Linked DNA regions of Homo sapiens: region 1 is linked to region 2. The links are chromatin loops, found by intact Hi-C in ENCODE. Cell type or tissue: heart right ventricle. All regions are shown on one strand. Links, peaks and the distances in the headings refer to the core of each region. The heading gives the core; the rest is flanking DNA. Region 1 holds the start of LOC124903392 (a long non-coding RNA gene). Region 2 overlaps MARK3 (microtubule affinity regulating kinase 3).

The links. Peaks named below come from ENCODE experiments on the same cell type or tissue, not always from the same donor. Only the 100,000 strongest peaks of a DNase experiment are listed, where the experiment ranks them.
Region 1: a loop joins it to region 2, with 2.9 times the contacts of the local background. A loop is called at or near these places in 98 of 110 quality-filtered maps.

What each region holds. Positions count from the first base shown.
Region 1 is chr14:103,542,839-103,558,374 of GRCh38, reverse strand. It overlaps LOC124903392 (a long non-coding RNA gene), which reads left to right and starts at 4,894. Exons shown (of 2, transcript XR_007064357.1): 1 at 4,894-6,420; 2 at 6,735-15,536. It overlaps BAG5 (BAG cochaperone 5), which reads left to right. Exons shown (of 2, transcript NM_001015048.3): 2 at 1-1,824. It also overlaps the pseudogene RNU7-160P. RefSeq lists enhancers at 11,111-11,160, 14,106-14,827 and a silencer at 11,401-11,450. In heart right ventricle, for the core only: CTCF peaks have their summits at 11,185 and 11,402 (motif pointing right); DNase peaks (open chromatin) are centred at 6,183, 6,784, 8,949 and 11,434; H3K4me3 peaks cover 1,942 bases; H3K27ac peaks cover 6,401 bases.
Region 2 is chr14:103,491,963-103,507,498 of GRCh38, reverse strand. MARK3 (microtubule affinity regulating kinase 3) reads right to left here. Exons shown (of 18, transcript NM_001128918.3): 15 at 15,465-15,536; 16 at 8,971-8,997; 17 at 7,299-7,343; 18 at 3,668-4,617. The coding sequence ends at 4,272. It overlaps LOC112268130 (a long non-coding RNA gene), which reads left to right. Exons shown (of 2, transcript XR_002957595.1): 2 at 1-99. Among named protein-coding and RNA genes, the nearest start is that of CKB, 23 kb to the left of the region's middle. In heart right ventricle, for the core only: CTCF peaks have their summits at 6,958 and 7,158 (motif pointing left); a DNase peak (open chromatin) is centred at 7,138; H3K27ac peaks cover 2,442 bases.

The DNA of each region.
Region 1 (15,536 bases), core at 3,470-11,469, 51 kb before region 2:
ACTCTGTGTAGGGAGATAGTCACTTTAAACAGCTCAAAGTAGCTAGCTAAAGGAGTAGCCTTAAATACCTAAAAGATGACAGAAGCATAGCCCTTAACAAATCTTCAGCTTGTCTCTCAGTATTTCCCAATCATGAAAATCCCTTGCTATGTCTTTCCTACTAGAAATGTTCTAGAATCGCTGGACGGTGGGGTCAGAGGGCAGTCGGTATTTAGGCCGTGAGCTTCCCATACTACTGCAGGTCCAACTCCTGGCAACCGCGGGCTCAAGGCAGGTCATTGGAATCCACGTTTTGGCCACAGTAGTTGTAGGATTGCTTTTCTGTATCATAATTTTAGAATGCTCTTAAAATCTTGAGGAAGAGTTTTTATTTTTTATTTATTTTTGAGATGGAGTCTCTGTTGCCCAGGCTGCAGTGCAGTGGTGCCATCTCAGCTCACTGCAACCTCCACCTCCCAGGTTCAAGCGATTCTCCTGCCTCAGCCACCTGAGTAGCTGGGAGTACAGGCATGTGGCACCATGCCTGGCTAATTTTTGTATTTTTAATAGAGTTGAGATTTCACCATGATGGTCAGGCTGGTCTCGAACTCCTGACCTCGTGATCCGCCCGCCTCGGCCCCCCAAAGTGCTGGGATTAACGGGTGTGAGCCACGGCGCCCAGCCCAGGAAGAGTTTTTAAATTAGAGCTCTGTTTAATTATACCACTGGGAAATCATGGTTACGCTTCAGGCATATTCTTCCCCAGAGTACTACTTACATTTTAAATTTCATTTTGTAAAGTTAAATGTCAGCATTCCCTTTAAAAGTGTCCATTGTTCTTTGAAAGTAGACGTTTCAGTCATTCTTTTCAAACAAGTGTTTGTGTACCTTTTGCCAAGCTGTGGGCATCGTGTGTGAGTACAGGGTGCTCAGCTCTTCCACCGTCATTTTGAATTGTTCACATGGGTAATTGGTCATGGAAATGATCAGATTGACCTTGATTGACTGTCAGGCATGGCTTTGTTTCTGGTTTCAATCTGTTCTCGTTCCTTGTACCGGATTATTCTACTCCTGCAATGAACCCTGTTGACACCGGATTTAGCTCTTGTCGGCCTTCGTGGGGAGCTGTTTGTGTTAATATGAGCTACTGCATGTAATTCTTAAACTGGGCTTGTCACATTGTATTGTATTTTTGTGATCTGTAATGAAAAGAATCTGTACTGCAAGTAAAACCTACTCCCCAAAAATGTGTGGCTTTGGGTCTGCATTAAACGCTGTAGTCCATGTTCATGCCAAAAATGGCTGGGAACGTTTGCTTTATTTACATTCAGTCAGCGTTGCTTTCAGATCACACTTTATCCACACAGGAAAGCCAGTCAGCCTATAATGAAGTAGTTATTAAAATAAATGTAATGAATATGTCTACAAAGTATAGTTTAGTGGTTTATTTTGCTAAAATGCACATATATTTGATATAATTTAGTTTGAGAAGTTCAGCTAGTTTTTCTCCTTTGTTTGACTTTGTCAATTTCTATCTGGTTTTTAAGGGTCTGAGCTTAGCTTGTGCATGCAAGGTTTTGGGTTTTTTTATTTTTTTTTTGAGCACAGCTTTTCACCTTTTAATTTGTTGGGTATTTTTCTCTTAATAAGAGAAATATTGGCCATCGATTTTTACATATAATACAAGTGTGTTTTTCCAGTACATTGGTTCCTGTCCCCTCTCTGTGAACTGTTTGAGTATTGGAACAGTATGTCTTCAATAATTCAATGTTACTTTGAGATACATGTGTTAATATACCCTTAGTTATTCTTGAAATAAAACCAGTCTCTTACGCTTGCAGTGGAGAAAGGCTGTGAGTCTGAGGTGTGTGTTCTCTATATATTATCACCTTCATGAACTGTCTGACCTGGGTGCGGAGCCCTTTTTTTTTTTTTTTTTGAGACGGAGTCTGGCTCTGTCACCCAGGCTGGAGTGCAATAGCGCGATCTCGGCTCACTGCAACCTCCGCCTCCCAGGTTCAAGCAATTCTCCTGCCTCAACCTCCCGAGTAGCTGGGATTACAGGTGCCTGCCACAACGCCTGGCTAATTTTTTGTATTTTTAGTAGAGACAGGGTTTCACCATGTTGGCCAGGATGGTCTCGAACTCCTGACCTCAGGTGATCCACCCGCCTCAGCCTCCCAAAGTGTTGGGACACAGGTGTGAGCCACCGTGCCCAGCTGAGGAGTCCTTCCTTAATGGAGCCCACAGCAGGCAGGCCTGGGGGCAGGTGGCCTCCTTGGCTGCAGTTGGTGGCCATGCTGTAAGGAGGTGAGGGTGGTTGTGTGTGGGCCAGGACCCAGGCCCAGGTGACCAGGTCACTGTGCTCTTGTTGAGACAGCCTAGGAAGTATGTGTGTGATGGGGGTGGGGGCCTCATGCTCTGCTCCCTCAGGAGGATGCCTGGGTCTCAAATAAGAATTGACTTTATTTTTAGAAAGAAGAACCTCTGAGACAGTTCTTGAAAGATCCACTCTCCAGAGGAGAGTTGTGATAGTGTGCTATGAAACCGTCTTCACTGCTTTGTGACGGAGGTGTGGGAGTCTTTCTGTCTATTCGGCCCTTCCCGGCTGTGTGAGGTGTTCTGACTCCGGCCTCCGGCCCTCTCCCAGCCCTAAGTCTAGTGAAGCCCGTGTGCTTGGACTGCAGACGTGCCTGGCTCACTTCGGGCAGTTGTTTGTCTATTTTAAGTCCGCTATGTGACAGCAATAAGTTTTCCTATTTTTAGCCCTTTCCTATTGTATTTTTTGTTTTGTTTTTTGTTTTTTGTTTTTTTGGGGGGAGCGTTTTGTTTGTTTGTTTGTTTGAGGCGGAGTCTCTCTCTGTCACCCAGGCTGGAGTGCAGTGGCGCGATCTCGGCTCACTGCAAGCTCCGCCTCCCGGGTTCACGCCATTCTCCTGCCTCAGCCTCCCGAGTAGCTGGGACTACAGGCGCCCGCCACCATGCCCGGCTAATTTTTTGTATTTTTAGTAGAGACGGGGTTTCACTGTGGTCTTGATCTCCTGACCTCGTGATCCACCTGCCTCAGCTTCCCAAAGTGCTGGGATTACAGGCGTGAGCCACCGCGCCCGGCCTTCCATTGTATTTTTGTTGTCTTCTCTGCCTGCTTTTATCTTCCAGGTGATCCAAACAGGGGCAGCCTTTGCAAGCCTTGCAAACGCATGATAGGCCCAGAGCCAAGAACAACGATGTGTATAGGTTGAAGAGAAACACTCTGGGGGAAATGTGAGCTTTTGAATAAATCCTTGGCCACACGTGAGGATTCTTATCACTTATACTGGCAACAGCATTAACCAGGCTCCTAGTGTATCCTCGTGTTGCGCTGAGGATTGAAGAATCCATCATGCCACCAGTGGCCATGGAGAAATTCCAGTTTAGTCAGAGAAGGGATGAGGGGAGTCAGCTGCGCCTGGTCTGTCTCAGGTGTGAATGTCTGGTGTCAGGTCAGGTGTCAAGTGCAAGCCGGAAAAAGACCAGTGGCTTAGGGAGGGGTCTCACTGGCCCTTCAAGGCTGGTTAGAAGTAGGACAGGAGACGGTGGGTGTGGCACCGGGAATCATGGCACTTTGGGAGGCTAAGGTGAGAGGACTGCTTGAGCCCAGGAGTTCAAGACCAGCCTGGGCAACACAGACCCCATCTCTACAAAAAAATCAATATAATTTTTTTTTTTTAAAGAAGAAACCCTGGAGTGGGCTGAGCTGGAACGAGGTGGCAGGGGCTGAGGGGCAGTGCCCTGGCAAGCTTGGCTCTTGATTCTGGGTACAAGCTGAGCCCTAATTGAAGGCCTCTTATATGCAGGTCTGGGGTCGCCCCTGCTGGTCAGGACATGTCTGAGGGCATCTTACAAAATGTTTTGGGTTCTTTTGTTTTTTTATTGAAACAGGGTCTTAATATGTTGCCCAGGCTGGTCTCGAACTCCTGGGCTCAAGCGATCCTCCTGCCTCAGCCTCCCAAAGTGCTGGGATGACAGACATGAGCTACTGCACTTGGCCTTGCTTTTCCATTTTGTGTAGTTATCATTGCACAGATTTTGGGGTGGGGGTGGGGGTCACCAGGCAGCCTTAGGACTCTGTGTCCCTAGTTCTAGGTCTCTTCAGCTTGTGCCCTTTTTTTATGCCAGTCACCAGCAGGCTATTTCAGGCTATTTCACCTATTTGCCCTCTTGGTCTTTCTAAAAGCACGGCTCTGCTCATATGGCTTTTCTGAATGAAAACCTTCAGTGGCCTCCACTATTTCACCCAGCCACGTCCCTGCGAGGCCCTGAGTGGTGTGGTCCAGGCTGCCCCAGCAGCCCCATCTCCACTGCCCAGCCATCTGTGCAAAATGTTCTATGTACATTTTAAGCTCTCAGCACCCCTTGAGGCAGGTTTTTCATACTATCTGTTTCATAGGTGATTCTGAGATTCAGGTGGTCCCTTGCCCAGGGAACTGCCCAGAGTCACTTGGCAAAGGAGGGAAGGACAATTTGGTTACAGTTCATGAGTCATGGACTTACCTGGAGAGTTGAAGAAATGGCTGGTGCTTGGGGCCCACCCCAGCGATTCTGGTTTCATCGGGATAGGGTACAGTCTGGACATCAGGATTTCTGAAAGCTCCCACCTCAGGGAATGCTGGCCAAGTGGCTAAAAGCAGGCTGGGGCCCAGACTGCTAGGTTCACATCTCAGCTGTGCCACTTTCTCTCTCTTTTTTTTTTTCTGTCGCCCAAGCTGGAGTGCAATGGCACAATCTCGGCTCACTGCAACCTCTGCCTCTTGGGTTCAAGCAATTCTCCTGCCTCGGCCTCCCAAGTAGCTGGCACTACAGGCGTGCGCCACCACGCCCAGCTGATTTTTCTATTTTTAGTGGAGACACGGTTTCACCATGTTGCCAGGAGGGTCTCCATCTCTTGACCTCGTTATCTGCCCACCTCAGCCTCCCAAAGTGCCAGGATTACAGGTGTGAGCCACCGTGACCGGCGAGCTGTGCCACTTTCAAAGCTGAGCCCTTGAGCTTCAGTTTCTTCTGAAAGGTGGGCAGTACTTAGCACTTAGGTTTAAAGGATTCAGCTGGTTAATGTGAAACATTCAGCTCCAGTATTATGTCTCAAAGTCACTGTGTCAGTGAACCGGCATCCCTCATCGTGGAAAGACTGTCTTAAACGAGTGCTTTATTCTGTCCGTACGTCTTCCACTTGTGAATTACAACTGCAAAAATGTATCTTTCTATAGTAAGGTTGAAGTGAAGTGAAGCTATTTCCCCGCTTCGGATTCTTTGGTCTTTCCGGAGCTGCCAGGGGTCTGTGACCCCATTTGGTAAGGACTCAGTGCCGCACACTGCCTCTCCATCTCTGGTCCCCGCTGCGGTCACAGCGAATGGTAGGTTTTCAGTGTGTGTTAGAACCCTTTCAGTCTCGAGCCGTTTCCCTGTGGCTGCATTTTCAGATGAATGTTGCCAGTTCCCCACCTTCTGTCTCCATCTCACACTGGTGTCTGCCCCACCTCAGTCCTCTGTGGGTGTTGGGACATGGAGCTGGGTGGTTCTGAGTGCTGAGCGGAGAGTAAGGTCATCAGATGACTTTGCTGTTCATGGCCCTGGGTTCTGGTGCTCTCATCCGAAGCCCTCCCTGCCCATCCCTTGGGCCGTGGAGCGTTTCTTCTGTTCCTGTACCCTATTAATAGCTCTCCTAACACAGTGGCTCACCTGTCTCTCCCATGCCAGGCCACAGTGCCTTTCAAGGCAAGATCTGTCTCTTCATCCATGCAGCCTCAGGTCCTGGCAGTAATGGGCACTCACATGCCTTTTGGATGAGCTGTTCTTTGGAAATAGTGTCCTTAGCTCCTGGCATGTAATAGGCATTCGGCGAATACTTGCTGAATAAATGAGTGGAAAAATCTCAGATCTTCAGACAGCTTCAGAGAGTGTTTAAAATCCTTCTGCTTATCGGATCCAAAGGACCTTCTCTCTGCTGCACCTTCCACCGGGGCTCTGGGGTGGCCAATCAGGATCTCTCACCTGAGGCCACCTCATCCCCCTGAGAGCCCGGGTGGAATCAAAAGTGCCTCCTACTCGGTCCCTGGGGCAGGAGGGCCAGCAGGCCAGAGCGGGTCACACCCTGCTGTAGAGAAGCAAGGCCTCTCCAATTCCAGAGCCCTTGGCTGGCCACCCAGCCACAGAGGCCAGGCAGGCTGGAGCCTCTGAAGATGAGGGGTGGGGATGTTGGCTTCTGTCTCTGAAATTCGTCTGCTCGTGCTTGTGATGCCGAAATGAGCAGTTAGCTCTGTGATTCCTGAGCCTGGGCCGACCTCCATGTCCTCGGTGCTGTTGGAAAGGACCAGGGAGGGGCAGTGTCAGGGCCACCGCGTGCCTAGTGTGCCCTTCAGACCGATTTGACATGAAGAGGAATCTTCCTGGCTGCTGGGTGAGGTACTTGAAGGAAACCCACTAACCCATGGGGTGAGGAGGACTGAGGGAGGGTAGCTGAGCCTTGGGGTGGAGTCTCCATTTAACTAGCATCTGCCGAGTACCTGTGAGGTGCTGGGGGCAAAGGCGTGGACCTGGGGCAAGGGCCCCTGCAGAGGTCACGTGGCTTTCTGAGGGATCCATCGCAAGAAGCATTGGCCGGATGTGATGGGGTGGTTGAGAAGCCCAGGGAGGCTTCCTGGCGGAGGTGGGAGGTTAGCTGGTCACGGACAAGAAGTGGAACGTGACAGGAAGTGCAGGAGTTCGTCTCTTCCCAGGCAAGACCGTAGTGGTGAACACACTGTTCCAGTCGGCGGGCTGGGAGCTTCATCAGAGTGAGAGTGCTGGCAGCCACCACTGCTGCTGGAGCCGGGAGGGCCAGGCAGGGCCAGCCAAGCTGGACCACGAGCTGCTGCGGCAGGGCTGGGGCCTGAGAGTCCTCCGAGGGACAGGAGGCAGGTCCGCTCTCCACAGGGTGAGGGAGAGAAGGGGACCTGAGAGCGTCGGGGTAGGGCCTAGGAGCTGCACTTCAGCCATGAGGAGGGGCAGCCGTGGATGGTTTTTAGCCTGGGGAGTGACGGGCCATGCTTCCCTTTGGGACGGCCCCAGCAGGACAGTGCCTCGCCAGTCCACATGAGCCAGCGGCCGCTGTGCCATGCCTGCTCTTCCAGGCCGCCTCCACCCCCACAGCCGCGCCCCTGACTCTCGTCCCTTGTGGACATCGGCCCTTCCGACAGCTTGTGTGTGCCCCGTGATGCCCCCCCCCCATCCCCACCTAGCACTGTTCCAGGTGGGCGGGCATCCACTCAGCCTCTCCCTGGTGCTCACCCAACTCCCTCCCAGACAGAAATGAGACCAGCCGAGACACTCTGTGGGAGGCTGTCCATGAGCCCCAGAGCCCCAGGAGGGCCCTCCAGGCTGGTCCCACCAGCCCAGGGTGCAGCACCGCCTGGGGTGAGGTGGCGGCTGCAGGTGGCTGGCAGTTCAGATACTGGAGCTCCCAGTGGGAGGGATGGCTAGCCACTCACCCAGAACCTTCCCGGAATGGGGGAGGAGAGAGCCCACTTGTGGCAGCATCAACAGGATTTTGAGAACACAGTTCTGGAGCTGAAGGCCTGCAGCGAGCCTGGTGCAGGATGAGGCGTCAGACCTGGGCCCCTCCCAGGCCGCTGGGTTCCAGTGCTCCCGACAGGCCCTCTGTGCCCAACAAGCCTCACCCTGGTCATGAGGGGCCCAGGGCAGGTTTTCTTTTCAGGCTGAGAACTGGGCCTCTGGGCCTGGTGAGGGGCAGTGGCCCAGTGGTGGCCACCTCCCAAGGCTCCTCTGTGGAGTAGGACACCCCTGCCAGGAAGGGCCGGTGTCCCAGCCCAGCCCTGGGGTGGGGAGCAGAGCCTCTCCCTAGGAGCCTGGGCTTCAAGCCTTCTCTCCCCACCCAGCCAGCCTGGTGGGGGAAGGAACCACCTCGGATTTGATTGAGGAAGACGTTTTTTTTTCTTTTTCTTTCTTTATTTAAAGGGCTTTCCAGTAAAAATCGGAAAACCTGCTAGTCAAATTCTAGAAGAGCTGTGACACTGGAAAAGACATTTTTGTAGCTAAGTTCATGAACAAATTCACACGCTCCACACTGCCGCCTTCTCGGCCTCCCTTTCCCCAGCCGATCTCCATCACCTGCCCCTGCCCTCAAAGCACCGAGTCCCCCAGGGCCTGTGCCTCAGGGCAGCTGCCAGGACTGCCAGTCCCCACCAGGGGCTGTCTCCCTCCCTGGGGGACACGCTCAGAGCTGCACTGGCTGGGGAGGCTCTGGGCGGAAGGGTGGAGAGACAAAGAGGTCTTTGTGTCCCTCTGGCTGGATGGGAGGACAGACAGGTCAGCCAAGGCTGTGTGACTGGTGAGGCCCACCCAAGGTCCCAGACTCCTGCCACCACCTACCTGGGGCCCTGACATGTGCAAGACATCTCTGTGTGCCTCAGTTTCCCGGCTGCGAGGTGGGGTCAGGCCACGCACCAGCCTGCCTCCCCACCTGGCTTCCCGCCCGGCGTCACCAGCCCTCACAGCTTCATGTTCCTGCGGTTTACCACTTTGGTGTCTTTCCTGGCCCCTTCCCCACGGGCACGTGAACTCGCCGCATCCCCAGTGCTTTCACAGACTGGTGAGGGCTGGGAAGGGCAGACCCACAGAGGGCCATAGCCGTGTGGGGTGGGGCACCCAGGACTGCTGCGTGGACCAGGAGGGAGGAAGAAGACCAGAAGCCGTGTCCTGGCAGCTCGGAGGCCCTGCGCCTGCAGAGGCCGCTGCGGGGCAAGGTCAGGCGGGGCCGGGATCTGGCTCTGGCCTAGGTGAGGGGTGGCCAGGTGAGCAGAAGGAGCTCCCCAGGGCCGCCTCTGTCACCTCATTTTCCTGCCAGGCCTGGGGCAGGGAGGGTGCCCAGCAAGCATCTGCAGGCTGACAGAAGGGCATGGTGCCCGAGGCTCAGTGTGGCTGGGAGCCAGGACAGAGCCATCTTCCCGCCTCTGGGTCCCAGGCCAGCCCTTCCCAGGTTGGGCAGGCTGGGCCTAGAGAGGCACCAGGGCTCTGCTCACAGGGACAGAAATGGATGCGGAGGGCCAGCCGGGTTCCTTGAGGTCCCTCTCCCTTCTGCTGTCTCTGGGTGTACCAGTCACCCAGAGAGGGTGAGAGTGGAACGGCCGCTGTCTGGTGCTGGGTCACGGGCAGAAACAGCCTCATGGCCAGGCCACCTGATGGCCATTCCCACAGGAAGGACTGGCTTCTGTGCTGTGTCCCAGCTCTGGCATGACCAAGCCATCCTCTGACCACCAGCAGCCACGCCTGGCTTCAGAGAAGCCAGAGAGCCCAGTGGGCCACGTGGACCCCAGCGGGCACCACGTGCCAGATGTCAGCTGCAGTCAGTCTCCAACCACAGTGCCTGCGCTCTGCCCCACCCTGCCTCATCGTCCTCAGAGGGCTTAGCACGATGCCAGGGGCCCCGCCACCTGAGACCCTGAAGACGCCAAACTTGTTCCGTTCCTGCTTGTATCCCCAGTACCTAGAGCAGCACCTGGCTCAACACGCTGACACCTGTGGGTGCACTCTGCAGGTGGCGTGGGCCCCGGGGGCAGCAGGAGCAGAGCCCAGGGGGACGGTTTTGCCTCCTGAGTCGGGGAACATGCTGCAAAGCTCTGTGGGCACCTGTCTTGTGGGGCACGGGGGGTCAGCAGGAACCGGCACCCTCAGGCGTGGCTGGGTGTACATGAGCTCTGTGCGTGTGCCACCAGGATCACCCATGTTGGGGGAGTCAGGGCCCCGCTGGGTGTACCCTTTACCTGGAGCCTGGCACAGAGGCAGGGCCTTCGGGTGGAGGGGCATGCCCTTGCTGATGGCCAGAGATGAAAGTGAGACCCAGAAAGAGATCAGGAAACTGGGATGTTCAGATTCTCCCGGGGGCCCCTCCAACTCTGCTCCTCGGGCGCAGCCGGCATTTCTCTGCACGTGGGGATGTAAAGGAAAATGAAGACTTTTCAAAAGCAGAGCCCAGAGCCAGGGCCGGGCACACTGGAGGCCCTGGAAGAACTTCAGGCAGCGGGTAGGGGACAGCGCCAGGACTGCCAGGGCTTCCTGGGCCCCACAAGCCAAGGGAGGTTTGGAGGCTTTGCTGAGTGCCCCTGGGGGCAGCAGTGGGGTTGGGGGAGGGGGGTGGGAAAGGATTTGGGGGCAGTGAGGACGGCACCAGGGGATGCGGGCACCCAGGGTTCTGGCCTGGCTGGCAGGAGGAGGGGTGAGCCATGGGGGCGGGGTCACAGAAGCATGGGCAGCAGAACCCACTGGGCCTCGCCGATAGCTGCTTATTAAAGGTGCTGGGGTACAAAAATTAGCTGGGCGTGGTGGCGGGCGCCTGTAGTCCCAGCTGCTCGGGAGGCTGAAGCATGAGAATTGCTTGAACTCAGGAGGCAGAGGTTGCAGTGAGCCGAGATCGTGCCACTGCACTCCAGCCCGGGCGACAGAGCAAGACTATCACACGCAAAAAATAAAAAATGGAAAAAAAAAATTAAAAAACGTGCTGGGGATGTCAGGGTGCAGGCGTGGGGCAGCGAGGCGCCCAGCTGCCTTCTTGAGCTGTGGTCTGGTCTGGGCATTGCCTGCAGATGGCCACAGCAGGCCCAGGGTGCTCTTGGCAGCCTGGGGCTCCTGGGCGTGTGTGCCCCTTCCTCTTGCATCCTGGTTTCATCTCCCCGGAAAGGGCATCTTCCAGCCCTTAATCCTGACCCAGCCCCTGAAAGGAAAAGCAGGCATCCCAGCACCAATGTGGCTATGCAGGTGGTCCTGTGGAGCAGGCCATGGGGGCCTGGGGAAGAGTGTGCAGGCTGGACGGCTGGAGCAAGGACCCCCAGGTTGGAGCCTGGCAGGCAGGTGAGAGTCTGCAGGGCCAGATCCCACAGAGCCTTGGGGCAGCGGGCCCCTACAGGGGCAGGACTGCATCCTGGAGATCAGTGGCTCCCACAGAGAGCACAGCACCAGTCCCAGGCTTCCCCTGGGTTGGGTTCTCTTTGGGGAGCCCCCCAAGGCCTGCCCCACAGCAGCCCACCAAGTCTGGCCCAGTGACTGCCATGGACCCCACACCGGCAGTAGGTCTGTGCCAGGGCAGACCCGATAGCCCGCCCCAGGGGGTGCCTCTAGCTGAACGTGCGAGGCCTGTCCCTGCTGCAGTGGGGACCATGGCTGGCCTGTTCCCTCAACCAGTCCCAGTGCACATGGGCCCCACACAGCTCAGCATCCGCACTGGCCAGGCTGGGTGGAGGGAGGACTCCAGACAGACCCTGCTACCTGCCGCCCTCCACACAGCCCCTGGCCTGCAGGGTGGCTCACCTGCACAGCACGTGGCTCCCTGACCTTGGAGGTCCCCCAAACGCCACGCACCTGCCCCTCCAGGCCCCCACTTGCCTGCTTGGTTCTCCCATGTCTGGTCACCAGGTGGCGCCCAAGGCCAGGTTTTGCCGAGCCCAGAACACCAGAAGTGGTCCTGCCTGGGCCACGCCAGGTGCACCTGCCCTGGCCAATGGTGGACAGGTGGCCATGGCATCGCCTGAGCTGCGCTTCTGTTCTGGGGGTGGATGGCGCTTGCGCGGGGCATCCAGTGACCACCTGCTACCATCATGGGTTGGTACGGATCCCCAGCAGATCTGGCAGTCTCTAACCTACGCCCCCCAACCCCCCTAACTCTGCCACAGGCAGCCTGCCCTGCCTGCCGGTGTGGGTCTGTCATCAGGATGGTGGTGGCTCACAGCCGGCTGGCAGGGGCTTGTCCTTCCCCGTGGCAGGGCCTGTGGGCAAGGCCTGTGCCATCAGCCCTGCGTCTCTGCACAGGTGGCCCTTCCTTGGACCCTGGCCCGGCCCTCCTGGGTAATTTGTGCTCCTCTTCCACACCCCAAGCCAAATGCCACTTCCGGCAAGAAGGCTTTGGTGACCTCCCCGACCACGTCCGTGGGTGCTGACCCCATCCCTGGCCAATGGGGTCACCATACTTCACAGTGGCGTTGGCAGCAGCCAGGACAGCTCAAGTGGCCGTGCAGCAGGCGGGGGTCACTGCTGTGAACAGCCGCCCCCGGAGCCGCCTCCACACCACACAGGGCAGCTGGCGGGCGGGGTGTGGGGCTGTGGCACTGGCTGCCTTGTGCTTCGCTGGTCCCAGTGGGGGCTCTGGGTGTGGTGATGGAGAATCAGTGCCTGCCCTCCAGCCTCGCTTCTTGGTGGCGGAGACCTCTGCCCACAGCGAGCCTTGGCGCATGTCGCTGCAGCTGCAGGAACAAGCCAGGCCCCCGCGCCCTGGCCTTTATGCCCCCGAGTTCTCCCTGTCTTGCCCTTTCTCCTTCATTGCCCTAAAAGACCTCGGTGCCAGCAGACACACCTGCCACAGGGTCACTGAGGCAGCTGCCTCTGTGAAGCCCCCTCTCCCTCAGGAAGCTGTTTGGGGCCTCTCGGTACCCACTCCTGCCCTGCCCCAAACCCAGCCCTGCCTTCTGAGAGCACCTCTGGGTACCTCTCATACAGCGCCGCGCTCAGGAGGGCTTCGGGGGGACTCAGCGGCTTTGTGACGAGGGCCCTGCCTGTCAGCCTCAGCTCCAGCCTGTCCCAGGGGCCTCAGATTCTAAGAGGCAGCAGCGTTTACCCCAAAGGACAGATGTGCTCCTGAGGAAGCCACAGCCTCTGCGGCAGTGCCAAGAGCCATGGGCCTCCTGTTGGTAAAGGGACCGCCGGGTCCCTGTCCACCGGCCCCTCAGGAGCCGGTGGCGGCACGCGTGGGGCAAGGACCTCGGCCAGCTCTGTGCCATTGGGCTGGAGGCTGAGGCATGGGTCAGAGGGCCCAGCTGTGGTCTTCAGAGAGGGCCTGGGTGTTCCCTGCATTCCCACCCTGCAGCCTATAGCCCGTCACCTCTCCAGGACGCCAAGTGCAAGGAAGCCGTCCCGCCCCTTGGTGGGGTCGTCATCAGCAGGTTTCAGGGCAGCCAGGGAACCCGGGGCCATCTGTCTCCCCGGACACCCAGGTTCTCCACCCTGTGACATCAGCTGACAACAGGAGCCAGGCTGGGCCACCCAAGGCCTCTTGTGCCTCAAGAGACAGATACCCTCCTGCCACACCCCGGCAAAGCGTCGCTGCCCGGCCCCCTCCGTGCCATCTCTAGGCCACTTTGTCCTGCGTGTAGGGCTGGTGGTGCTCACCCCACTGTGGGGCTGTGAGCATCCAATGGGGCGCTTGGTATCCAGTGGCCGGCGAGGCGCTGGCCCAGCAGGAAGGGCCCAGCCTCAGCTCGCCGGCATCAGAAGTCCCAGTCCTCCCAGCACAGGGCCTTGAGTCTGTCCCACAGGCCCAGCGGTGGGGAGTAGGGTTCAGGTTGGCTTGTCCTCTGAATTCTAGGCCCCCAGCCTCCTCCTCAAGGTCAGCAATGACCTCTCAGTCTCAGCAGGTGGCTGAGATGGGGCAGCCCCTGGCCTTGCACGTTCATGCCCACCACCACGTGTGCTCTGCTCGGAGGCCGCGCACTGGCCTGGGGCCCCTGGGGCCTGGGTGTGAACCTGGAGGCTGCAGCCCCAGGGCACGCTAAGGACTGAGCGCCTGCCTGTGGCTGTGGGGTGTATGCATGTGTGTGGCATGTGTACATGTATGTGTGAGCATGTGCACATTCCTGTGTGTGTGTGTGTGCTGCGTGGCTGTGAGCACGTGTGTGCTGCGTGGCTGTGAGCACATGTGTGCTGCGGGTTTGAGGGTGTAACGAAGTGGGACAATTAGTCTGCCCCCCAGCAGCCTGTGGGTGGAGAAAGCTCTGAGGCCCCCCGACTGGGATGGGGCCCTGCCAGGGGCTGGGAGGGCCAACTGGCAGGCTCTGCGTCCTGGGAACGCGCCCAGAGGAAGCCTGCACGGGCGGCGGCGGCGCCATAGCAACGCGCACAAAGCGCTGTCCTACTTACACCCGCCCCCGCCCATCTCGCTTCGCTGCAGGGGAGGGGGCATAGGGCCTCTGGGGCTCCTGGGGGAGGGGGCATAGGGCCTCTGGAGCTCCTGGGGGAGCCACGCACCCCGGCCTGTGGTCGCTCGGTGCCCCAGAAGCCTCAGGCCTCCTCCTGGCCTGGGCCAGGCCTGCAGACACTCCTGCCCATCCACACACGGAGGTAAAGACGGGGTGCAGGGAGGTCCAGCACCCAGCAGGTGCCCCCCGCCCTGGGCAGCTGTGGACCTAGTGGCTCTGTAAGGCATTGACGGTTTCCCAGCCCCGGAAATCTGGGAGTCTTGGCTCTGCTGATGACTGCAAGGCAAGCTCAGGCCTCAGGTGTCGGGGCTGGAGGTCAGGCCAGGAGCTGCTCGCATGCCCTGCTCACAGGACGAGGCCCTTCACACCCTCTGCCCTACGCACTTGGCCTTCTGTCATCCGCATGGCCAGGACACCTCTGGGCCTGGCAGTGAGCCCTGCTGACCAGCACACCCCGTGCCTGCCTCCCGGACCCAGCCTGACCTGGGCCTGCTGCCTCCTCCTGCAGGAAGCCCACGTGGTCTGGCCTGATGTGCTCAGCGCCTTGGGGATGGAGCACGTGCCCAGTGCCTGGGAGGCAGAGGAACAGGCCTTGGGAGCTGGGCCTGAGTAGCAGTGGACATCTGTGGGACTCTCAGGCCACCTGTCTCTCTGTGCTGGCCACACTGCTCTCTGCATTGGCCACCCTGGGCCACTAGGCCCTAGGCCTCAAGACAGGGTACAGGGAGGTGGTGGGGGGGGAACAGTGTCCTGCGGGGGGCCAGGAAGCCAGGCCGAGGGCCAACAAGGCTGTGAGGACGCTTTGTGGGTCACCTGGACCCTGGGGACGGGAAGCCCTTGGCCACACATGGGGGGTGGGTGTCACTCAACACCACGCATTGAAAATCAGATATTTTCCTGAGCTCTCCTGGAGGCCTGGGGTGGCCTGCTGCGTGCACTTGGGCTTGGCGGCTGTGGCCGCTGCCCTGCTGGGTGACCTGCTAGGTGACCATGCTCAGCAGGGATCTTCCCGCCTGCCCCAACCCAGGCCCTGGGGCTTCTGGGCAGCTCTGACTCGTCTGTCCTAGTTCCCCCTCCAGACTGGGCACCCCCGCCCCTCACCCACTGCTCCCTCACCCATCAGATGCATCCCCTCTGTGTCCCCAGGGCCCTCACAGGGCCTGCCTGGGCCAGCGCCCAGCAGCCATCTGCAGAATGAAGGAATGGGCTGAATGAACGAATGAAGCTTGAAGGGGCGGCCCCATGCACCCCATGTGTAAGTTGGGGGCTTGGTTATCTGTTTGCACCAAGTGACCCTCTCCCAGGGTCAGAGTAGTTGCCGTCCCCTCCCCCACCTCGGCCCCCCCTAATTTATGCTACGAGGGGAGCCAGCCACTCGCTGGTCCCCTGCCTGGCAGCGGCTTTGTCCCCAGGCGGATTCCCAACGGCTGCCTTTGGGAAGAAAGGGCCCTTCTCCGGCCGGTGGTGAGGTCACCAGGAGGGGCCTGGCGCACACAAAGGCCGCCCTCCCTGCCCCGCCCTGCTGGCAGCTGCCTCTTTGTCCCCAGGAGAGACGCTGAGGGG
Region 2 (15,536 bases), core at 3,315-11,314:
ACTCATTTTTCTTAAAGGAATTTAACTTCTAGTACTCAATGTGTCCTTGAGAATGCAAAAATGGAAAACAATTCAAAATCAGTCCCAGCTACAAAGATAAGGAAGAGGAAGTCCGCTGTGGCCCAGCCTCTGCTTGGCAGGGCTCTGCTCCACCTCTGCAGAAATTATGCACAGGAACCTGCTGTGATGGGTGTTTCTGGGGTAGGAATCTTTTTTTTTTTTTGAGATGAAGTCTTGCTCTGTTGCCCAGGTTTGAGCATAATGGCAAGATCTCGGTTCACTGCAACCTTCGCCTCCTGGGTTCAAGCGATTCTCCTGTCTCCGCCTCCCGAGTAGCTGGGATTACAGGTGTGCGCCACATGCCTGGCTAATTTTTTTTTATATTTTTGTAGAGACGGGGTTTCACCATGTTGGCCAGGCTGGTCTCGAACTCCTGAACTCAGGTGATCCACCCGCCTCGGCCTCCCAAATTGTTGGGATTACAGACATGAGCCCCTGCGCCTGGCCTTGGGGTAGGAATCTTAAGGAAGTCAGTTTCGTAGTCATGAATTTCATAGAACAGCTCAGAAACATCTACCCAGAGGAGGAAGTAATTTATGGCAGAACATCTCCTTGGTTTTCTGCTCAGCAGAAGGGACAGTGACAGACAAGGACAGCAAAGGGGGAGAGAAGTCTGTGTGTAGATCTCCTTAAAGAGGCTCATGTGTGCCGGGCGCAGTGGCTCACGCCTGTAATCCCAGCACTTTGGGAGGCCAAGGCGGGTGGATCACGAGGTCAGGAGATCGAGACCATCCTGGCTAACATGGTGAAACCCCGTCTCTACTAAAAATACAAAAAAATTAGCCAGGCATGGTGGCGGGTGCCTGTAGTCCCAGCTACTCAGGAGGCTGAGGCAGGAGAATGGCAAGAACCCAGGAGGTGGAGCTTGCAGTGAGCCGAGATCACGCCACTGCACTCCAGCCTGGGCAACAGAGCAAGACTCCGTCTCCGGGGAAACAAACAAACAAACAAAAAGGCTCATGTGTGCAGAGAGACATCCCAATTCTCTTGTCCGGGTTGGCTTTATGATGCTTTAATGGGATATAAAAACCAGCTTGCACCAGGCAAAAAAAGCTGGGGAAGTCCTCACTGTCTGTGACTGGGCACAATCAGCTCCGTTAGAGGACTCCACTCTGAAAGGCACTGGACAGAGAGAGGGAAGGGGACTTACTTGCTAAAAGTCAAGTTAGAAAGTTCCCGCAAGGTGAGCCTTAGGTCATGATGTCCACCTGCCTGACACCTGGAGGGCCCTCCCTCCTTGCTGCTGCCTTGCCAGCTTCACTTCTTCTCCCCGGGGCCTCTCCCCGTGCTGTGTCCAGGGCTCAGTCCTGGTTTCTCCTCTGTCTCACAGCTTTGAGCAGGAGCCTTCCACCTGCTGAGGGCTTCCTATGGTCTCTCCCAGACCCGACCTCTCCCAACCCTCACACTTTTTTTTTTTTAATACAGAGTCTCGCTCTGTTGCCCAGGCTGGAGTGCTGTGGCGCGATCTCGGCTCACTGCAAGCTCCGTCTCCCGGCTTCACGCCATTCTCCTGCCTCAGCCTCCCGAGTAGCTGGGACTACAGGCGCCTGCCACGACGCCTGGCTAATTTTCTGTATTTTTAGTAGAGACGGGGTTTCACCGTGTTAGCCAGGATGGTCTCGATCTCCTCACCTCGTGATCCACCCACCTCGGCCTCCCAACGTGCTGGGATTACAGGAGTGAGCCACTGCGCCTGGCCGAACCCCTCACGTTTATCCAACTGCCCACTAGACGTTGCCACTCAGTGTTTAAAGGGACTTCAAACTCAGCACATTCCAGCTTGCTCTCTTCATCTTCTTCCCCTCCTGTTCCCAAACATCTCCCCAGCCACATTCCGCATCTCAACAAACAGCAATTCCGGCCTTTTTGCTGTTCAGATCAAAAATCATGAAGCTGTCCTTGGCTCTACTCACCTCATATCCAACTCCAGGGAAAATGCAGTTGCCTCTTATTTCAAAACATGTCCAAAACCCAACCACCATCAGCGCCAAGGCCCATCCTCACCCAAGGCTGCACTACCTCTTGCCTGTATTACTGCTGAGAGCCTCCAGGCGGCTTTCCCAGCTTCTCCTTGCCCCATTTCAGTGAGTTCCAAACATAGCTGCCTGGTGATCCTCTGAAAGCCCAAGGCCACAAGGCCCTTGTCATCCCCTCAGCTGCTGCCATGTAGGAGAAGCATCTCTACGCTCTGCTCCAGGCACGCCATGCACTCAGGCCTCAGGCCCAAGCAGTGCTCTTCCCCAGAAATCTGTGTGAACGTGCCCACCCAGGCCTCTGCCCAAGCAGCACTCTTCACACCCAGAGTGCTGATGAAACCCGTGCCTGCTCTGCGCTCTCTCACACGTGCTGCTGTGCTCCATACTAGGTAACTTACTTGTTTATCCACTGCCTAGAATGTCAGGCTCAAGGAGAGAGGTGTCTGTTTTGCTGAGGATCTCAATCACAACAGTGCCTTGCCCACGCTAGAGAGAGACAACAATATTTCTGATTGACTGTCCAGACTTTTTCCTTTTTCTTTCTTTTTTTTTTGAGACAGGGTCTCATTCTGTTGCCCAAGCTGGAGTGCTGTGCACAATCACAGTTCACTGCAGCTTCAACCTCCTGGGCTCAAGCCTCCCACCTCAGCATCCCGAAGAGCTGGGACCACAGGTGTGCCACCACACTTGGCTGATGTTTTTATTATTTATTTATTTTATTATTATTATTTTTTTGAGACGGAGTCTTGCTCTAGCGCCCAGGCTGGAGTGCAGTGGCGCGATCTCGGCTCACCGCAAGCTCCCCTCCCGGGTTCACGCCATTCTCCTGCCTCAGCCTCCCAAGTAGCTGGAACTACAGGTGCCCGCCACCATGCCCGGCTAATTTTTTTGTATTTTTAGTAGAGACGGGGTTTCACCGTGTTAGCCAAGTTGGTCTTGATCTCCTTACCTTGTGATCCGCCTGCCTCAGCCTCCCAAATTGCTGGGATTACAGGCGTGAGCCACCGCCCCTGGCCCATGTTTTTATTTTTTGAAGACATGGGGTCTTACCATGTTGTCCAAGCTGGTCCTGAACTACCAGACTCAATGTTCCTCCAGCCTCAGCCTCCCAAAAGTGCTGGGTTCACAGGTGTGAGCCACTGTGTCCGGCCTCCAGACTTTCATACTCTGACCAACAACAAACCCAGAACCCAGAATAGCACACCAATCAGTGTGACAACTTCCCTGTGAGAATAAAGCAACACAATGAGTTATGAGCTCATTACCCCTACACAACCATGTAGGTGTTGGACAAAAGCTGCAGGTCTGATTCATGTACTGAATCACAAGAAAGGAGAAAGGAAATTTACATACTTCACAGAGAACCAACCCAGAACTGTCAAGACCTGGTGTTTCTCCATAGGGCTGTGCCACAACTCCCAGGGTTAAGCTGCAGCTGCTCTGGATTCCCTTCCTTCTTGGGTCACCATGAGGGCCATCTTCTCTCTTTATTGCCTTGGGAGAAAAAATATGCTGGTAATCACAAAATGCTGGGACCCCTGCGAAGGTCCACGTGGCCCCAAGCCTTCATACACATTACTTCTGCTCAACTTGAGGATGTGTTAAATACAGCATTAGGAGACAATGCAAGATTTTACTGAGAAAAAGTGAATTTTTAATTATCTTGTGAATCTACTTAGAAAAACACACACAAGCAATGTTCACAACTATAAATTTAAACCTTTTGCACTAAAAAAACACAAAACAACAAACACAAAACCACAGGCATGAACTGTAAACCTGTATTAACTATGAACTGGTCTTAAGGTTAATTCTTAGCAGTCATTCAGTATTTTCCTCCTTGGCAACTGTAATGTTTTAGCACCGGATGATCTCCCGCAGAGGTACTAGTAATGACTGGCTGCCAGTGTAGGGAGATGCTTCCATATACACCACTTCACACACATACCGTCCACTCTCACACCCACCCAGACGGGAGGCACATGGAGATGGGGCCACACACCGACTCTCAGGGTAACGGAAGTAGGGCAGGGGGCGCATAGGTTGCACATCTTTAATGTAGTGCATTCGTAGAAAAAAGGCCAGCTTTCGCTCCCAGGCGTGCTCTCGTCCTCAGACTTTAATTTCATGATTTAGAAGATGCAGACGTTATTGCCTAAATATTATTCTATACATTTCCATCAGTGTTCAGGAAAACACTTTAATTGCTACTTAATTTACATCATAATCACTGGGTTACAGCTTTAGCTCATTGGCAATTTTGGAAGCAATATTTTTGAAGGCTATGGATGTCCCCGATATCCGCTTAAACCGGACCCCGTTCAGAGACAGTCTTGGCAGCTTGCACACTTCCATTTCCCACTGCACGAGGTTCTCCGCGTGCCCATCTCCGTGGACGCAGAAGAGCAAGAAGCGCTCCCTCTGCTCATAGTCGCAGTTATTGGCGTCCAACACTTTGCGGATTTCCCGCATCATGTCCCCGGGATCCATTGAACTAGTGGTTTTCATGCTCCAGGTGAAGCGTAGGGATCGAGGCTTTGCTTCTTTGTTTTCATCTTTTTGCTCAGCAGATACATTGCGACTGAAATGCATAGAGGCAGGTTTATTTTTAATCGTACAGGAAAATCAACCTCTTACACTTCAGCTAGTTCCTCATTCACGTCTTTGATACAACACAACTAACGACTGACCTCCACATTTTCCTGCACAGACTCACATTTGTAACTAAGTCTATTTTCGTCTATTTTCTTCCCTCACCCCCTAAAAGTCATAAGCCACACACAAAAAGATCTACCTAGCTGGAAAATCTTCACCAGCCACCTGTGCTTACTAAAATGAACGAAGTAATTCGTTAAGCAGAATCCTTGGAAATCAGGCAAAAAGGACAGCATGCCCCACTCCTCAGGGCTCTGCAGGCCCAGCTCAGGGAAGGAGTTGCCAGCCAGCTCCTGCCCACCCCACCCATCCACCCTGGGCTGTCCCTCTCCTGCAGTACTGTTCTTTCAGATGTGAATCACTGTAACTGGCACTCAGGGTAACTGGAGACTCAACATCCGCAGTCTAAAATTGCTTTGCTGTACAGCCCTGAGGCTGAACATGATGCTCTACCCACCTCATTGTTTTTCCTCCTCTCTGGTTTGTTAATTAAACGTCCAATTATACAGTTAAAGAAAATCTCAAATGACACAATCTTACTACTGGAATAGATGGAAAAATGCAACGGGACACTTCTCTGTCTGTGGGGGACTGACACCACCCATGTGGATGCCCTGTGGATTCAGAATGTAAGCCTTGGTCTGATGTCCAAGAGGCAGCCTAAGTAGAGCCCAGGCCGGGGTCTCTAGGGAACACCGCGGTTTACCAGCCACTCCTTGGCATTTAGTCATTATTGCCACAAGCCGTTATTTATATTCTCATGTGTGTATCTGGTGGCCTCAATTAAGACAGTGAGTGCCTAGCATTCTTGGGAGTAAAATAGTCTATGTACCTTAAGTACACTCCATCCTATGGCCAACTAACCAGAGGTGAGGGGCTACAGCTTTTGCATATGCACATAGCTCTCCGTGTCACCAACCTGCCAGTATTCAATTTGGTTCACATCCACCAATACTGATGAGAGAAGCTTCCTATGTATAAAATGCCACGTTAGATACTAAATGGGTTACAAAGATAAGCAAAAGCTCTCAAACTCATCTGGAGCCAGGAAGACTGTAAGGTGAGACAACAGTGGCAGCACAGGAAAGGCTGGCCATCTCCTAGAGGGCAGCAGAAGAGGTGGAGCCCGCCGAGCAGGAGAACGTGACAGGCAGGATGAGACAAGGAGGAAACAGCACGGGTGGGGGTGGGCCTGCATCTGAGGAGAGCTATGAAGAGCCATGGGATTTCAACAAAATGCAATGAAGATAGGGAAGAGTGTTTGTTTTGAGTAGAGGGGATCACAGCCAAAGGGGAGGTAGGAAAGTACAGGATGTGTCTGTGGCATAATAAAGTACACAGACTGAGTGGAACTGGAGGCACAGTGTCATCACCCCCACAACAGCTGGTGGCACTTAATGAGCACTTGTGGTGGTCAGGCCCCAACTTACTTGATGCCCACGTAGGTCCTATTATGTCACCTTCCTATTATGGGTGGGGAAACAAACCAGGATCTAGAGCCTGCTCCTGGCTGGGATGGGTAGGCCTGGAGAGGGAATGCTGCCTGGCACTCACCCTAGTGCTCTGCCTTGATGGGGCAGCAGAGCTGGGGCTGCTGGGGCAGCCTGGACCACGCCACTCAGGGCCTCGCAGGGACGTGGCCAGGTGAAATAGTGGAGGTCACTGAAGGTTTTAATTCAGAAAGGTCATATGACCAGAAGCGGGCTTTTAGAAAGACCAAAAGGACAAACGGTGAATGAGGACCTGAAATAGCCTGCTGGTGACTGGCATAAAAAAAGGGCACAAGTGGAAGAGACCTAGAACAAGGGACATAGAGTCCTAAGGCTACCTGGTGATTGCCTCCCCTCAAATCCATGCAATGATAACTATACAAAATGGAAAAGCAAGGCTGGGTGCGGGGGCTCATGTCTGTCATCCCAGCACTTTGGGAGGTTGAGGTGGGAGGTTCACTTGAGCCTAGGAGTTTGAGACCAGCCCGGCCAACATGGCGAGACCCCCATCTCTACAGAAAATACAAAAATTAGCCAGCATGGTGGCAGTGCCTGTGGTTCCAGATACTCAGGAGGCTGAGGTGGGAGGATCGCATAAGCCTGGGAACTCGAGTAAGCCCTGATCACGCCACTACACTCCAGACTGGGTGACAGAGCGACACCGTGTCTCAGAAAAAAAAAAAAGAAAAGCAAAACACTCAACTATATAATCACCATTCTTAGAAGAAAACATATCTAGTTTGAAATATGGACATTCTATTAAGTACTTTGCTTTTATTCCTTGTGAAGAGAACCATGTGAGGGGTCAGTGATGAACTGAGGGCTTATTTCTCTGAGCACTGCTACCCAACCCAGACCTCCAAAGGCTGTTAACGCCCAGGCAGGAAGGCTGAAGGCCTCGCCGTGCTTTGAACACAAACACAAATGTAGAGCGGAGGCCAAGCTGGATCTGGACGGTGCTCATGGCAGGCTGGCGCCCCCTTGTGGCCACCCTCTCTACGTAACTCCTACAGAGACAGCAGGAATACAGTAGGGAACATTCAGAAAATAGTCGCCTCTGCCACAGAAATGAAGTAAACACCTGAAAAAAATTTTAAGTAAAAATCATTTCCCTCACCTTGAGCCCTCATATCTCCCGTTCCTCTCATATTCAGTTGGAAGCCTCAATGAACAGAATGTAGAAGCAGAGAGAAGAGGGAAAGAGAAAAGAAATCTTACATGCCAGTACATGACCACCAATACCAACACCAACACCATAAAATGAACAAAGCCAAAACACGTTTTAAACACCAGCCGGGCTTATGAAAACTCTTCCTCTCATTTGACTGAGCCAGCGCTACCTTCTTCCACAAGGCTGCAGGGGTGTGCACAGGGGCCAGCTCCATGCTGCACACTGCATACATCACACACATTGCATGCCATACCGCTGCACGCTGCACACTGCACACACCGCACACCACGCACGCACAGCGGGCACTCCTGCTGGCTCTTCAGCCTGAGCACACTCGGCCTCAGAATGGGGTTATTCTCACTTTCTAATTGTGCCACACAGTATAATGGGTTTCCAATTAAAAGCCAATGAGGCTATCAGCTGGATTCTATATTCAGTTATTACCTGTTCTGTCCAAGGAAAAATCAGACAAGTGGGAAGATCAATTAAAAAATAATAATAGAATGGAACTGCCAACAGGAAGAAAGTGCTTTTCCCGCAGTTTTGACCTGCAGCTTGGCCTTCTGGTGACTTGAGAGGCACAGGTACAATGTAGCCCTTCAGGAAAGATTTCCTGCCTCATGTGTGCATTAAGAAAGCAATATTTTTGGTTTCTTGATTATCACCATCAAAAAATATGTTTTTCTTTTTTGAGGCAGGGTCTCACTCCCCTAGGCTGGAGCACAGTGGCATGATCATGGCTCACTGCAACCTTGACCTCCCAGGGCTCAGGTGATCCTCCTGCCTCAGCCTCCTGAGTAGCTGGGACCACAGATGCGTGCCACCATGCCCGGCTAATTTTTATATTATTTGTAGAGGCGGGGTTTTGCCATGTTGTCCAGGATGGTCTTGAACTCCTGGGCTCAAGTGATCCGCCCAAAGTGCTGGGATTACAGGCATAAGCCACCATGCCTGGCCTAAAAAATATTAATAAAATCAGAACACCACTTTCTGTAGTGCTTTAAGTAAAAATAATGAGATACTCTTTCTTCAGTGGTTGCTGGAAAGTGGCTTTCAACTCTGAAAATATTAAAACATTTCTGCTACGCAGCTGTTCACATTTTAATTTCTGAAAAAGCCAAATCAAATGAGGCTGTAGCTTTGAATTTTATGCTTGTTTTCTGTATTAGCTAATTTTCCTGTCATTTTAAAGCCTTTTGCTAATTCCATCCTCAGTGAAATAAAAATAACACAACTAATACTTACCTTTTGCATGCCTGTGGATAATCATTAATTGTACATTAACATTACTGAGCATCTCATTCTTCAAACAGGAGCATGCTAAGTGTTATTAGTATGAAGACAGAATTATTTGGATGCTAAATAATTCTACCAAAGAAAGAAAATACACAGAGCATGCATCAGCCTTTTGTTGCATGGGTACCATAGTCCCTTTAAAATGCCTGACAGAGTTAATCTATTTCTTTTCAATTTCCTTTCAAGGAATTAAGTATTTAGTTATCAGCAGAAAGTTTAGTTTATAAGGAAAAAACAGGGCCAGAAAGCCAAACCTAATGTTAATTGCAGGAGCCATTTGGGAGTGAGGATTGAAAAATAAATGTGTATATATAAATCCTACCTTTTGATAAACCTGAATGACATGTTTCTAAAAGAAATTAAGTAAAAAAAAAAAAAAATTAACAAAAATAACTCGCACAAATTAAACAGAAAATCTAATCAATTACAGAGAGAAAGAAAAAAAACAAAGCAGGGTTCCTTCTCTGGCCAATGAACAAAGAAATGCTGACATTTGTTGAAAAAGTAAAATTATTACAGGTAATTAAATGAGTATGTGATCTTTTAATATATCAAAAAAAAGTAAGAAAAGGTTTAGCAGTACATATTGACATTAGCTGTAATTAAAAGTTCTTCAGATGGACACACTTTTTTTTTTTTTTTAAAGACAGAGTCTCACTCTGTCACAGTGCAGTGGTGCAATCTCAGCTCAATGCAACCTATGCCTCCCGGGTTGAAGCAATTCTTGTGCCTCAGTCTCCTGAGTAGCTGGAATCACAGGCGCGCGCCACCATGCCCAGTTAATTTCTATATTTTCAGTAGAGATAGGGTTTTGCCATGTTGGCCAGTCTAGTCTCGAACTCCTGGCCTCAAGTGATCAGCCCACCTCGGCCTCCCAGAGTGTTGGGATTACAGGCATGAGCCACTGCAATGGCCAGATACACTTTCTAAGATAAAATTTATGTCTTATGTTAAAGAAGTGACAAGACATTTGCAATGTACTAGTAATAAAACATTTTTCAATTTTCTTCAGAATACCTTATGAACAAAAATCTTGCCTTATTACATAAACATTAAAAATTTCATTATAAAATATTTAACCACTAAGTAAAAATCATTACTTCTTTCAGGAAAATGAAACAAACATTAACATATTATTTGCTACAGTGGTATGACATAAATCACTTTTTAAGAAAAAAATAGGTGATTGGGGATTTAAACAAGTAGACTTTTCAGTCTTAGATCTCAAAATGAATAAAAACTAAGTGTCAAGACAACAGTATGAATTTTACTTTTATGTAGTAAACACGAAGAATTCTATTTAAAAGGGGTAACTCTGGTCATTAAAAAAATTTAAGGAGATGTGCAGGTTGTGCTGAAAATAATCTGACAAAATATTTTTCAAACTACGAATGAGGTTTTTATGATCAATGCGATCAGCTTCCCTGGGCAAAAATAGGCTGAGTTTGTTAATTTCTATTTGTAAAGTCCAGTTCTGTAACTGTACATAGCAGGCAGTCATCTATATCTGCTGAATGACTAAATTAATGAAATCCTTGGTTGGGATAACTTTGGCATTGCTTTAGGTATTAATCTACCAATTTAAAAAAAGTCTAACTACTATAAATAACTGCCAACCACTTCATAATCAGATCAGTAGTATACAGCAGGGTCATCGACAGTACAATCATGCATGTGAAAATCTTTAATATATACTGCCTAAATATAAGGCAGTATTATCCAAAATATTTTAGTTGAAAATGATTAAAAGTCTTTAAGATATATTTTCGTTTCCTAATTTTCTTTTACTTTTAAATATTTATTTATTTAGAGACAAGGTCTTGCTCAATCACCCAGGCTGGAGTACAGTGGTGTGATCATAGCTCACTGTAACCTCAAACTCCTGGGTTTGAGCAATCCTCCTGCCTCAGCCTCTCAAGTAGCTGGGACTACAGGCATGCACCACCACTCCTGGCTAATTAAAAAATGTTTTTGTAGAGATGGGGGTCTCATTATGTTGCCCAGGTCAGCCTTGAACTCCTGGCTTCAAATGATCCTCCTGCCTCACCTTCCCCCAAAGTGTCAGGATTACTGGCATGAGCCATGTACAGTGCCTGGCCCATTTCCCAACTTTTTTTCTTTTTATTAAAAAAATAAAAGGCTGGGTGTGGTGGCTCATGCCTGTAATCCCAGCACTTTGGGAGGCTGAGGTGGGCGGATCACTTGAGGTCAGGAGTTTGTGACCAGCCTGGCCAACATGGTGAAACCCTGTCTCTACTAAAAATACAAAAATTAGCTGGGCGTGGTGACATGCACCTGTAGTCCCAGCTACTGGGGAGGCTGAGGCAGGATAATCGCTTGAACCCAGGAGGCAGACACTGCAGTGAACCAAGATCGTGCCACTGCACTCCAGCCTGGGTGACAGAGCGAGACTCCGTCTCAAAAAAAAAAAAAGTAGAGATGGGGTCTCATTATGTTGTCCAGGCTGGTCTTGAACTCCTGGGCTCAAGTGATCCATGTGGCTCAGCCTCCCAAAGTGCTGGGATTATAGGCATGAGCCATGGTGCCTGGACATTTCCTAATCTTCCACCGGAAAAATCAGGGTTACTGGTCAATTACTATAGAAGTGCTTTTCTTAACTTTTCCTCCTATAATCCCTTGAGGTATAAAGAGGAAGGAGGCAGCTGCAGGAGGAGGCCTTCACACTGCCCATGGCAACATGGATCAACCTGAGGGCAGAGGCACTTGCGTGTGCCTGGCTGTTCTGCCTGCAGGGTATGGGTGACTCTGCAGTCTCTGAGCAAGGCCAGGCCTGATCCTAAGGAGAGAGAGTTTTGCTCCCGACTACAAATAGCCCATAGCTCTCCAAAGCCATGTGCTCTCCAAGCAGAGTGCAGGCTTCCTGACTGCAGCCCTCTCCAGACCTGGCCACACCAGGTCTCCCTTGCAGCATCTAAGTGCAAACACCTCAGCCTTTCAGGCAATGCAATTTTAATCCTACCAATTATTGCTAAAGGAGGATAAGAACTTTCAACCACTCTAGCAAGGATTTTGATTGTTTTTAAGAACAAACTGTCAGTAGCTGATTAAGTATAGCACTAAGGGAGACAACAGACCTCAGTTAATAAACTTTAACAAGACAGGATAAAAGACTATCTTTCTGCAAAAATCTGGGGGTGTGGAAATAGCCTGGAAATTGTAAACAAGATGACCACTTAGAATTTTTTTAAACAACAAGCCTGAGTCTCCAATTTTAATTCAAATATATGAAATAAATGTAATGCAACTGTCACGCCTGCAACTGTTTTTTCTAAAGGGAGCACAGTGTAGTGGCTAAAAGGGCAGAGTCTGGTCAGATAGACCTGGCTCAGCCTGATACTTTTTTTTTTTTTTGAGATGGAGTGTCAATCTGTCGCCAGGCTGGAGTGCAATGGTGTGATCTTGGCTCTCTGCAACCTACGCCTCCTGGGTTCAAGCCATCCTCTTGCCTCACCCTTCCAAATAGCTGGAATTACAAGCATGTGCCACAACATCAAGCTAATTTTTGTATTTTTAGTAGAGATGGGGTTTCACCATGTTGGCCAGGCTGGTCTTGAACTCCTGACCTTGAGTGATCTACCTGATCTACCTGCCTTGGCCTCCCAAAGTGCTGGGATTACAGGCGTAAGCCACTGCACCAGGCCCTGATACTTTTTAAAATATGTGCCTTAATCTCTCCAAACTTCACCTTCAGTTTCTTTTACAAAATGGGGTGGACTATGGAGATTAAATTAAATGAGTGTGTGTGCACACTTGTACATGTGTATAAATATACTCATTTCACACATATAAGTGTATATATATGATACTCATTTTATACATAAAATATGCATATATATAATGTACATACATATTTATATGTATAAAATGAATATGACTGTATCTATGTATATAGACATCTACCTTAGCACATAATAAGCATTCAAATAATGGTAGCTTTGGCTGGGCGCGGTGGATCACTTGAGGTCAGCAGTTCAAGACCAGCCTGGCCAACATGATAAAACCGGGTCTCTACTAAAAATACAAAAATTAGCCAGGCGCGATGGTGGGCGCCTGTAGTCCCAGCCACTCGGGAGGCTGAAGCACAGGAATCACTTGAACCTGGAAGGCGAAGATTGCCATGGGCTGAGATCATGCCACTGCACTCCAGCCTGGGCGATAAAGTGAGACTCTGTGGGGAAAAAAAAAGAGGTAGCTGATATTTTTATCAATGATAATCTTGTTTCCTTTTTTCCATTATATACATGTAATAAAATCAATGCTAGTCTTTTTTTTTTTTTTTTTTTTTGAGACAGAGTTTCACTGTTGTTGCCCAGGCTGGAGTGCAATGGCGTGACCTCGGCTCACCACAACCTCTGCCTCCCAGGTTCAAGTGATTCTCCTGCCTCAGTCTCCCTGGGATTACAGGCATGTGCCACCATGCCCGGCTAATTTTGTATTTTTAGTAGAGACTGGGTTTCTCCATGTTGGCTAGGATGGTCTCAAATTCCCGACCTCAGGTGATCCACCTGCCTCGGCCTCCCAAAGTGCTGGGATTACAGGCGTGAGCCACCATGCCTGGCCAATCAATGCTAGTCTTTTTTTTTTTTTTTTTTTGAGATGGAGTCTCGCTCTGTCATCACCCAGGCTGGAGTGCAGCGGCGCGATCTTGGCTAGATGCAACCTCCGCCTCCCAGGTTCAAGCGATTCTCCTGGCTCAGCCTCCAGAGTAGCTGGGACTACAGGCGAGCGCCACCACCCCTGGCTAATTTTTGTATTTTTAGTAGAGATGGGGTTTTGCCATGTTGGCCAGGCCTGTCTCAAACTCCTGACCCCAGGTGATCCGCCCCTCTTGGCCTCCCAAAGTGCTGAGATTACAGGCATGAGCCATCCGGCCCAGCCCAATACTAGTCTTAAAATGACTGAAAAAAGAGTACAAAGAAGAAAAATAAACTCAAAGTTTTTTTTTTTTTTTTTTTGAGACACAGTCTCACTTTGTCACCCAGACTAGAGTGCAGTGGTACGATCTCGGCTCACTGCAACCTCTGCCTTCCGGGTTCAAGCAATTCTCCTGTCTCAGCCTCCTGGGTAGCTGGGACTCCAGGCGCCCACCACCATGCCTGGCTAATTTTTGTATTTTTAGTAGAGATGGGGTTTCACCATATTGGTCAGGCTGGTCTCAAACTCCTGACTTCAGGAGATCCACCCGCCTTGGCCTCCCAAAGTGCTGGGATTACAAGCATGAACCACCACGGCTGGCCAGGAAGGAATGGTTTATTCTGGGAGTCACCAGACTCTTCTCAGATTGAACTCACTGTCTCTCTTGCTGGCTGGTCATGAATGGGTGTCCCAAACCTGGCAAAGCTCTTTGGCTGATTCTGTTTTGCCCAGTTTAAAATGAGGTGGCTTAATAAAGGGGCTAAGAAGTGAGTAAGAGGGTAAATAGAAACCTTCTGATGCGTCTGACTTCTAGTTAATGCTAATGGATGTCAGAGATCCTCCCTAATCTAGGCGGAGGTTGAAGTTAGCCAAGATTGCACCACTGCACTCCAGCCTTGGCGACAGTGAGACTCCGTCTCAAAAAAAAAAAAAAAATTAAAAAAAAAAAAAAAAGGAATACTCCCTAATCTATTCCATGTCCTAATAATAAGTAGATCAGACTTTAATGTGACTCACCGAAGTTTCAGATGATCGAATACAAGATTACATTTAGCTTAGTTTAAATAATGGAGATGGAGTGAAATGAAGTAATAGGCTATAGGCCATAGGGAATGCAGAAAAACAGAGGAGGGTACTGATCATTTCAGACTCGGGAAAGACTCCTACTGCTGTCCTGTAAGCTACAGATGACAAATAAGAGGGTCCGTCCTAGGCAAACCTGCAAGATACCACAGACAGACTCATCCACAGCTAGGCTTAATTTCAAAACATTTCTCCAAGGATGTCCTGAAACTGCAGGGGCTCTTGGGTTTCCTGGGCTCCTTCTCGGAAAGGTGCCTTTCACTATTGTTTACGGTTCAAAGTGGTATCCTTTCTTTTTCCTCTTGAAGCAGCCAGTATTTCTGGGCTTTTGTAACAGGTAACAAGGTTACGGAAATGAAGTTAATCTCAAAGGACCCTTGAGAGTTTACTGAGGCCCCAGATGCTAGCCTACTAGACACATGGAACATTTTAAAAAATTTCCAGGACCATCAGCCAAGAATCATGCAGCATTTAATAAAAATAACTTAATAATAGTAACATTATTTTTTGATAATAAACCAGAGATTTTATCTCCAAAACTATACCATTTAAGGACATTACCTTGCTCTCAATATAAATTACTAAGACTGAGAGAGAAACTTTCAAGATTTGGACTCTTAAGAAATTTACTGCTCCTTAACAACAATAAAGTGAGAAAAGAGAAGCTGTCTCTTTCCTCTGGGGCTGGAGATGATTATGAAAGACATGCATGGTCTTTCCTGCTGATTGTTACAGAGTGCCAGCCCCCCACCCCACACCAGAACTCGAGGTCTGCCTGCTCAACAACAACGAACATGCCATGCAGACAGATACGTGAGCAAAAGGAACAATAATTAAAGAACAGTAACAAAAACCTCCTAAATGCTAGTTAACTTTTAGTGTTATGAAGACTCTGAGCTCTACAATTTCTACTTTAAAGGTTTTAAAGTATAAAGTTAGATATATATAAAACCAGAAAACCATGAGCTGAAGGCAGACTGAAAAGCATCCAGGTAGCAGTGGCTTCACACAACAAAAAAGACATCTTTCCTTTTGCTCTATGTGTTCACTCCAAAACAACCAGCACCTAGCACTTACCTCCTTGTGAGTTTTGAAGTTAATTTACTAAAGAGATTAGTGGAGCCTCGGCTTCGAGTCTGGGACAATGGT